Linked DNA regions of Homo sapiens: region 2 is linked to region 1. Evidence: chromatin loops called from intact Hi-C (ENCODE). Cell type or tissue: heart left ventricle. All regions are shown on one strand.

Region 1 (5,000 bases):
CTCTTATGCAAAAAGTTTTCAAATAATTTGTGCAGTTATTCTTAAGGAGATAGAGCATAAATCCCACTTCTGAAGTGTAGACTGTACCTAGTGCCTTCCTTCCAAAGAGTGTGCAAAGAGAGAAAAAAAAGTAACTTCATAGTGAAGAAACCTAGCAAACACCTTCAGTCAGGTGATCAAGGTTAATATCCAGTGGTAAGTCATACTGACAGCATGTACCTTTGATACGAAAAATGGCAGTTTACCTCTGTGTGAACCCATAACCTTAGTCTAACGGTGTGAAAACCTCAGGACAATCCCAGCCAAGGAGCATTCTACAAAATACCTGACAGCATTCCTCAAATTTGTCAAGGTCATCAAAAACAAGGAAAATCTGATAAACTGTTAGAGCCGAGAGACTCCTAAGGAGACGCAACAACTAAATGAACTGTAGTGTTGTGGAAGTAATCTTGCAACAGGAAAATGACATGAGGTAAATACAAAGAACATCTGAGTAAAGTACAAACTTTCATTAAATATAATGTGTCAATATTGGCTTATTAATTGCAACAAATGCACCTTACTAATGTTAAGCTATTATTATTAGAGGAACGTGGTGTGTGTGTGTGTGTGTGTGTGTGTAGGGGGTTAATAGGAACTCTCTATTCTACTTTTGCAATTTTTTATAAATTTAAAGCTATTCTAAAACAGAAGGTTTACTTAAAACAAAAGCCAGTGTAGAGCAATATGCTTTGCATATTCGCTCTTGTATTTTTTAAAAGGAATAATAAGAGACAGAAAATAAACCTCTCTGGAAAAAATACGCAAAACTAGAAAGGAACTGAATACATAAGGCTTTTTACAGTATTCCCTTTTGTATATTCTGAATATTATTCTGTGGGGATATATTATCTATTGTGTAAAAGTTACATGTGAAAATTAATAAAGATCTCAATTAAAAAACCATCCCTTATACTGGCACAAAGAGAGAGGTAATGACCTCAGAGACTCCGTACAGACTCAGGGTTGTGAACCTAACTGTGGTACTCCAATCCAGTGGACTCTCACAGATGAGAGGGTAACTAGGAAGATGTGTCCATATGGCAGGTGCTTTACGCAAAAGAAAATCAGCACAGAGAGTAAGTTGTCAGAAAAGGTCACAGAGCTTCAGAGCTTTCATGAGATCAAGACATATAGGCCTGAGCATCTGGAGAAGGGAGTTGAGGGACCAGAGGGAAGGAGCAAGGTGAGATTTAAAACAACCAGACTACAGCCAGTGCAGCTGGTCCAGATGGTCCCTACCTGTTCAAGCTTCCTCAGGCTCCTGTCCCCAGGAAGGGATGTGATGAGAGTGTTAATTGAAAATAAGGACTTGGATGCAGAAAAAGAAAATGCCTCAAACCTTTGCTCAGTCCTTAACCCAGGGGGCTGTGAGAGGCATTAAGGGAGTTTCATGGGCTTCTTTTGTTTATTGTTTTATATGTACAGAAAGATTTCTATTCCTTTTGTATTACTATTCTTTCTGTTGAACTAGTTTTCCATTTTATGTGCTCCAGCCTAAGAAGCCCTAGTTTGGAGAATTCTGCAGACAGTCATATTCCTTTCACTATCCACACCGTATATTTGGGCCCTGATTAATTAAGTACTCAACTACATCTGTGCACTTTCCTGCATTGTTCTCTAGAGAAAGCAAAGTGTGAGTCTGGTGCCCTAGACATAATCAACAAACTCCTTGGGGAGGAAGCGTGTCTTGTACATCTCGTACATCCTGCAGCCAGCTCAGGGGTGGGTTAACAACTATTTCATTATTCTAGATCAACCTCTTCTCGGTCGGTTCCCCAACTTCTGTGTTAATGTTGTATCTTATAGCTGAGCAGAGCACACAATTTATTGTCCCCAAACAGGACATTGAAAATGAAAGTGTGATGGTATTAATAATACTGTAGGACATCAGGCATAAACTCGGATTGTCCTAGGACAAACCAGAATGTAGGTCGAGCCCATGTGTAACATTTACTGTGCCCAGGGGAGGAGTACAAAAGGAGGCCCATCTATCACGTCTAAATATGTAAAAGCTCTATAGGAAGCTAAGGAAGTATTAAATAAATATGTACTGTCCTCCTGCCACAATATGGTGGCTTGTGGTAAGCTGGCTGTAGTCCCAGCCTCCGGCCCCATGATCCTGGGTTACCCCCTCTCTTTTTCCTCCCCAGGCATCTTCCCACGTCATGGAGGGCCTGGCAGGCTCATGTGTAGACAAACTGGCTCACATTCCAAGCTCTGTTTTGGCTCCCCTGAAATAGCTGCTCCATGGCCACCCACTGAGTGGGAGGCAGGGTCCTTCCTTGGGAAAGGAATTTTGGGGTACCATGTACCCAGAATATAGTCTAGAAGGTGGAGCGCCAGCTCTGGATGGACATGACCCTATAATCTGGTAGGTTGCTCATGCTCTGGGGAAGGGCATGACCAGAGGAGGGCCAGAGTGGTACCTCCAGATTGTGGGACCCATCAGAGAACTCCTTTTGCCTGATGTTATGAACTTAGTGGTATCCCCCCAAAATCCATAGGTTGAAGCTATAATCCTCAAAGGGGTTATAATAAAAAATAGGGCCTTTAATGGGGTAATTTTAAAAAGTTAAATGAGGTCATAAGAATGGAGCCCTAATCCCATGGGACTGATGTCCTTACAGCAAGAGGAAAAGATACCAGAGATTCATACTCCCTCTCTCTCTTTTTCTCTCTCTACACATGTACAGAGAAAAGGCCATGTTAGGACATAGCCAGAGGTGGCTATTTATGAACCAAGGAGAGAGGTCAGCAGAACCTAACCCTGCTGATACCTTGATCCTGGGCTTCCTTCCAGCCTTCACAACTGTGAGAAAACACATTTCTGTTGTTTAAGGTCCCTTGTGTGTGGTGTTTTGTTATGGCTGCCTAAGGAAATTAATGCAACTGGGAATAAGTATGGTCCTGTGCATCGTCACGTTGATTTTAAATGGGCTCTGAGTGCCTTCCAAGTGTTATGAAACTGAGAGAAAGGGCCCTTGAAAAGGAAGGCATAGATCAAGAAAAGAAGGGTGAGAGGTAAAGAAAAAAGGCCATAGGTTCTGGAGCACAGTACATTGTCAGGAAGATTGGGGCCCATGGAGCCTCCTTCATTCATTCCTGCATTCATTTAACAAGCATGTGCTACATTCCCACTTGTGCCAGGCATTGTGCAGGGCAGTGGAAATGCAGTTTGAAGTATTAGGTTGCTGTTAAAAAAAAAATGGCAAGAACTGAAATTACCTTTGCACCAACCTAATAGAAAAGGCCTCTGCTCTGTATGGACCTGCTTTCTAGTGGGATTCACTGGGTGGTGCGGTCAGGATGGCCCAGTAAGTCCTACAGAGGTGGATGAGCAGTGTCCTTTTGGAAAAGCGTGCTGGTCCAGGATCCCTTAACCTCATTCCCCAAATGTTCATCTCAGAGGGTGACCCAAGGTCGCAGGAGGTCCCTTTGTTGCCTTGGTGATCACTTTTCCCTGGGCACCTGGGGCAGTTGGAGGAGGATGGGTGTGATAAGCCCTTCCAACATCTGAGCTCAGCTGGGCCCCAGATGTGTCTCCGGGTAAAGGAGTAGGACTGGGAGGTCACAGAGAGGTGAGCTCAGACAGGCTGTAATTCTTGGCTCTGGGTGTGAAAAGGTCGGTCAAGGCAGCAGCACCTCAGAGGGCAGGTGTGGGATTCCTGAAGGTCCTGAGGTGGGCATAGCCAGCTCCCAACCCCCTACCTGTCAGAAGGTCACTGGACTAGACATTTCCTGGACTCGCTGGCTACTTAATCCACCTGGGATCAGTTAGCCTTGATTTCCCACCAGCCTAAGAAGGGTGTTTCAGCACTTTCTTGCTTTATTTCAAAAGGAAACAAAGGAAAAATCGGGCTTTCCTCCTCCTCATCCCCCTCTTCACCTCCTCTCCAAACAGAAGTGGATCTAGTTTCTCAAGCTTAGCTCAGTATCTCACACATGGCATTATTCTGAGTCTGGATTTTTGGTACCATGTGGTTCTCAGGGCCTCCAAATAAAGTCAATCTGATTAGCACTGATCACCCAAATAATAAAAAAATTAGTACTTGTTTACTTTTTTAGGGAGGAATTCTCTTTATTTTCCCCCATCCCACATCTTTTTAATTGTCAGCTCTTTTAAAAATTATAAAAGTGCCAGTTGGCCATCTATCAGAACATGCCTCTGGGTTTTCATGGTGTGGAAATTAGAAGTAAAAAACCTAAATATTTTCAACTGCTGCTTCCAAGTGAGGGAACGGAAGAATAATATGTTCCACTCACACCTCAGCCATGAGACCAGCTTTCAGAGGTTCTGGATACTGCTTTGAAATCCTCTTTGAAAATTTTAATCAAGCAAATCTCCCAGTTAAAATGATACGGAAAAAAATTCAAAATACTAAAAGAAGAGTCAATCTTATATTTTACAGTCAACTTTGCCTGGAAGGATGAGTGGCAACCTATGATTCTGAATGGTGTGGTCATCACTTGTGTTCATTTTTATTCTGTCTGTCATCTGTCTGTTGTCCTCAATTCTTTGAGTTTATCAAGTAACAATCGCCTTCCAGTCTTAAAAGGATCAGTGTAAAAAGGGCTATGCAAATGAAGGAAATTCTGCTTCTGAAATGGAGGAAAAGATTGGTGTGAGTTAATATATCAACTTACTAGACTGAAAAGGCCTTTTCCACTTTTCTCAGGAGACTTTCACACTCCTGTGTCCATCACTGCACCCCCTATTTATGTCTGCTCCATGGGACCCACAAAGTCTTTCTCCTGCACGTTCTTGGAGAGTCTTAGGCCCCAACATTTAGCCTTCAATCTTCAAGTGGCCTCCATCCAAGATCCCCACCCTCATATCTGGTCCCCACCCAGTCCCTGGATCTAAAATTAGCCAATGTCCCTGTGTGCACCAGTCTGGTCTTTCTGGCTCTTCACTCACTCATTGGGTTGGGTTCTTGGCTGGTGATGCAGGAAGCCTT
Region 2 (5,000 bases), 200 kb after region 1:
TAGTAAGCACTTGCACATTGAAGCTTTTCCTTCTAAACTCAACCATCAGATAAAGAAGCTCAGTCTGTGCTGTTGGGAAAAGAGGCCACATGGAGAACTGAGATACCTAAGCCCATAGCCAACACCAAAGCCCCAAACATGTAATTGACCCATTTTATCTTCTAGTCCCAGATGGGCCATCCCAAGGAGCACCATGTGGGACAGAGATAAGCCATCCCACTGAACCTTGCCCAAATTCCTGATCCATGAAACAATAAGTAATAAAGTCATTGTTTCAAGTCACTAAGTTTTGGAGTGGTTTACTAGGCAGTGAAAACAGATCATTGATATGACTTTCCCAAGATATGTGCTGAATGATTGCTCATTAGGTATTTTCCTACTCATTTCCCCACCTCCCTAGGGACAGCTGTGCTCCTGCCTCTCTTCATCCCTCCGTGCCACTGTCTCCTGGAGAATGAGGGCTCAGGAAATGAAAAAGCAGAACAAAGAGGGGCTTCCCCAGTAACTCATGGTACCCCTTGGTCCTTCCAAGCAATTCATGATAACAGGGTAGACATTATAAAACAAGGAGGCCAAATCTTTTTTGAAAGAAAAGGCTCCTTTTCACTGCCAGAGGTTCTGAGCTAATCAAACATGTTGAGAACTGCCCTTGATCATCCTAAGTGGAGAAAGGGCCTTCAGGCCTTGAAGTGAGCAGAGAAGAGGGTGTCTTTTCCAGCTACACGTCCCAGCCGGGGATATTCACAAACCGTAAAGGGAAGTGGGGAACAAGGGAATAGAGCAGTCTGGAGGCGGGAAGGACATGAATTGGTTGGGAGCTAGACCTCCAAGGAGGTGGTGGATTGCTTTTGGAAAGAAGGAAATTTTAATTAAAAGGAAAACATGGGAGGGGTCTAATCAATTAGCAGATAGATGCTTTTCCAGTAAATACAATCAATACATGCTTCTTTATCTTCTGACTTGAACAGCTTAGGACAGGAGCAATATCTTAATCATCTTTGATAGCTGGTACCCAGCACAGGACTGGCACAGTAGGATGCTCAAAGTCACAGTGACCTCAGGCCGGTCATTTCACCTCTTGTCTTTGCTTCCTCAACTGGAAAATGAGGGCACTGAATAGGTGTTCCCCAAAGCTCTCCTGATCATCCACAGAGAAAGGAGCAGGCTGGTGTTTTATTTTATGTGTTATGCTGGCAATGGCCTGGTTTCTCTCCCAGCACACTGACAGGTTGAACTAGAAAGAAGATGGAGGGAAGGCCAAAGATTAACCCCTTCCTTCCTGGTGGCGTCCCCAGGATTGAGGCCCAGGGAGGAAGAGGCTGAGACTGCCGAGCCTTGGCTGGGACCTGTCACCAACAGCATAAAATGTGGGCTCTCCTCAGCGTGGGAGAGGAAAGGAGGCAGGTGGAGCCGGAGCTGGGACAGGGATGTAACACAAATATCCCAAGCAGCTGAGATAACAAGAACCTATTGAGGAAAGAGGCATGTCAGAGGAAATGAAACCAACCAGCCCATAAATGAAAAAGTTCCTAGGAAAAGTCTTTCTGAAAGTGGGGGGGGGGGGCGAGGAATGAGAGGGCAAAATAGTGAGACTCAAAGCCCCCAAAATCAAATGGAAAAACATTGCAAATGCATGGCAAAGAATGTGGGGAGAAATAAATGATTTCACCCAGTGGTGGCAGGTCACAAACCTGTATCAGCAATGGTAGGGAGAGATCAGAAGAAAGCTATGCAGGTGGGCAGGTCCAAGGACTGAAGAGAAACAGGGCAATAGAACCAATGTCTCAGATTTCCTCTGCAGAGTGGTCCTGCAAGGTGAAGGCAGGGCATTCTAGACATAAGAGTTTGAAGTCGCAATTGTGATTTATATTCTGCCTAGTGTTTTATGCTTTATTTCATTTTATTTTTATAGTTGCTTTGGGAAATCAGAAGAGCAGGTGTCAGCACCTCATTTACTGATGAGGGAATGAGATCCTAAAGCGATTAAGGGACTCACTAAGGGCACTGAGCAGCCGGGAACACTGGGGAGTAGAATGTGGAATGACCATCAGGGGACCTCCAGCATCTGCTCTGAGGTCTGCTCACAAATTCACCACTTAAAAAAAAAGCATCATATTTTTGATATACTGAAATAAATCTACTCACACAACCTGCCTTTCCCTAAGAATATAATTTCTCACAAAACTAAAATGTATGTGCAATATTTCTATGAGTGGGAAACAAACTAGATGTTGCGAACCGTCGTGAGAGAGGCCATGATAGAAACACAATTTTAAGGAGAAGAGTTCGAAAACTGTCTTGTGCAATTGAGAAAGAGCAGTTAAAATGAAAACTCCATTCTTTGCTCCCTAAACGACTCCCTCAGAAAGAGTCAGTACATAATTGTGTGCCGGGGAAACTATTTTAATTCCGACCCTATCTTAAATGGTTTCTCTTAGAAGGGCTTATGATAACTGCGCTGTCTCAGAATTGCAGCGATTCCCAGCTCTTCCTTAATTGGGGTTGAGTCTTTATTCAGGCACTCAATCCAGCTGCTTGGCTGGGTTTTCATCAGGAAACAAGCTGCTGTATTTGGGGCTGTAATCCCTATCTGAACACACCAAAGGCAGTGAGCTGTGGTGGCTTTCAGTGTAAGAAAGAGAGCAGAGAAGTAGACTCCACCACCACTCAGCTCGATTTGCAGGAGAGGGAGGGGAGAATTAGGACAGAATTAGAATCAGGACTGCTGAGTCCTTTGGAGTCCAGGACGGGGGCTGCCAGCAAGAGAAGGTGCAAGTCAACATGTGCTAAGGCCCAAATGAGCCTTAGCACTTGGCTGGGCCCCACAAAGGTCCTGACAGCAGGGACTACGTGGTACTTACCATGCAAAGATGACTCACACTACAAGGTCAAATAGGAGGATTTCCACAGCACAGACACTAAGGAACTAAGGGATTCAGAGAGGGCTGCATATCAGAGGGGGCTAGGAAGTGCCCATGGAGAAGTCTGGGCAGTGTCCGCGGAGGAAGGCTGGTTGGACGTGTTCCCTGAACAGGGTAGAGAAAAGCAGGAAGGAAATCCCAAGGTAGAGATGGGACGGAAGAATGCTGGGTGTGTGTGGGAAACACTGGGGAGGTCAGTCCTGCTGATAGTGGTGAGTGCTGATGTAGAAGACATATGCTTAGAAGGGGCCTTTGGAATATATTGTGGGAAGCTCAGGGAGAGAGCACTGCCCTCAAAGCCAGCACTGAATCAGGAAGCTGAAGTGTTTCCAACTTTGTCACCACTGGCCATGTGCTCAGTCAAGCTATTTTTTCTCTCTCTGTCTTTCTGGGCCTCAGTTCTATTATTTCTGTAAGAAGGCGGTTAAGAAGACCATCACAATAGCTAATATGACTTATGTTCTCACAGTGAGCCAGGCCTTGCTCTAACATACGTTCACTCACTCCATCCTTAAACCACTGAGGAGGAGGACCTGGGATTATCCCCATTTTACAGATGAGAAAACTGAGACACAGAGAATTAAGTAACTTCTCCCATGATGCAAAGCTTATCAAGTGGAAGAGCTGGGACACAAAAAATCCTACATTCCTCTAGAGCTTGTGTTTTTCTTAACCACTACTCAATGCTGCCTCTTCAAAGTCCTCCCAAACCAGCATGCAAGTGTAAAGTTAAAATGAGCTGTCATCTGCAAAAGTAGGACACGTGACCCTTTTTCCCAAAATGACAAAGTAATGCCTTCCTCCTGTAGCCTGGGCTCACCCCAGACTCCTAATGACCCAGAAGAAAAAGTCACCTGGCTGAGCCCTGAGGCTGGGCCTGCCAGGGGCAGGTGTGTGTGTGTGTGTGTGTGTGTGTGTGTGTGTGTGGTGGGGGGACATTTAGCGATTGTCACTCCAGCCCCTGCAGCATATCTGTTTCAACAATGGCTGCTTATGACATGCTTGGCTTCTGTCCTTGTCATTATTGTGTGCTCCAGTTATGATATGTGTGCTCCAAGAATGATCTGAGGAATAATAATTGAAAGCTATTATTAATACGAACAAAGGCAATAGTAATAGGGATCATGATTGAAGAGCCCTCCAAGGAAGACATGGGTCACAGAACACAGAATTATAAAACACTGTGGTTGGAAGGTTGCTTAGAGATCATCCATCTCAGCCCCCTGATACTACTGATGAGATTGGACTTGAAGAGGCTAAGTCTGCTGCCTGAAGGCACTCAGCTTGTGGCACCAGCTCTGACCAGGACCCACATTTCCTGAATCTATTTACTAAAGATCGTGCTAGAAAAGGCAGGCGTCTCCTTTTCCAGTTCTAGCAGAGTGATTTTTGCATTCTGGGACACCCGCTACAATTCCTAGGACACACAGGGTTGCTGGGTTGGAAAGTGGGAGGTTTGGAGCTATGGCTCCATAAACTGAGAGGGGCCTCATGCCTTCCTCTTATTCATATTTCAGTCTACAGAAAGTTAAAAGAAGTCAAAGCACCAAGCTTTGAACACTCAATTCTCATGCATTTCTGTCCAGAGTCTAGAGCCGTTTTCAAGTTTTGACCATCACCTAGAAGGGGGGCTACAGCACTCAGAGTCTAAGGGCCTTTCCAGCTCTTGGCCTACCAGGGACCCCAAACTGCACAAGGATGGTTTTCAATGCATTTCTTAAGACTGAAGATCCATTGCTTTGTGCTGGGCCCAGAAAAGACCTTCTCCATCAACAAAAAGACTGCATTTACCCTGGCCCAATCAGTAGTCATGTGGCCTAGGCATATCAGTCCAAATTTCTGTGTCCCACTTTCAACAACTGCACAATAAATGGACTTTAAAAATGAATGCCATCTTCCCCAGGCTCCAGGAAGCGCTCGGGGCCTCACTGCTCTGGGTGCAATCTGTCTCGCTGGGGAGTCCCGATCACCAGCCCCTGCCAGCCAAGGAGGCGCCAGCCCCAGATGAATACCTAGAGAGGGACTAATCCTGAAAACTATATAGCATGTGCTGAAATTTAAGTAACTTCTTCCTAGGTT

What was found. A loop is a pair of places that touch in the nucleus more often than their neighbours do. Peaks named below come from ENCODE experiments on the same cell type or tissue, not always from the same donor. Only the 100,000 strongest peaks of a DNase experiment are listed, where the experiment ranks them.
Region 2: a loop joins it to region 1, with 2.2 times the contacts of the local background. A loop is called at or near these places in 2 of 110 quality-filtered maps.

The regions. Positions count from the first base shown.
Region 1 is chr2:217,271,983-217,276,982 of GRCh38, reverse strand. No RefSeq gene overlaps it. Among named protein-coding and RNA genes, the nearest start is that of DIRC3-AS1, 8.2 kb to the left of the region's middle. In heart left ventricle, no CTCF peak of the experiment used is centred here; no DNase peak of the experiment used is centred here.
Region 2 is chr2:217,073,235-217,078,234 of GRCh38, reverse strand. No RefSeq gene overlaps it. Among named protein-coding and RNA genes, the nearest start is that of TESHL, 200 kb to the right of the region's middle. In heart left ventricle, no CTCF peak of the experiment used is centred here; a DNase peak (open chromatin) is centred at 2,814; H3K27ac peaks cover 1,922 bases.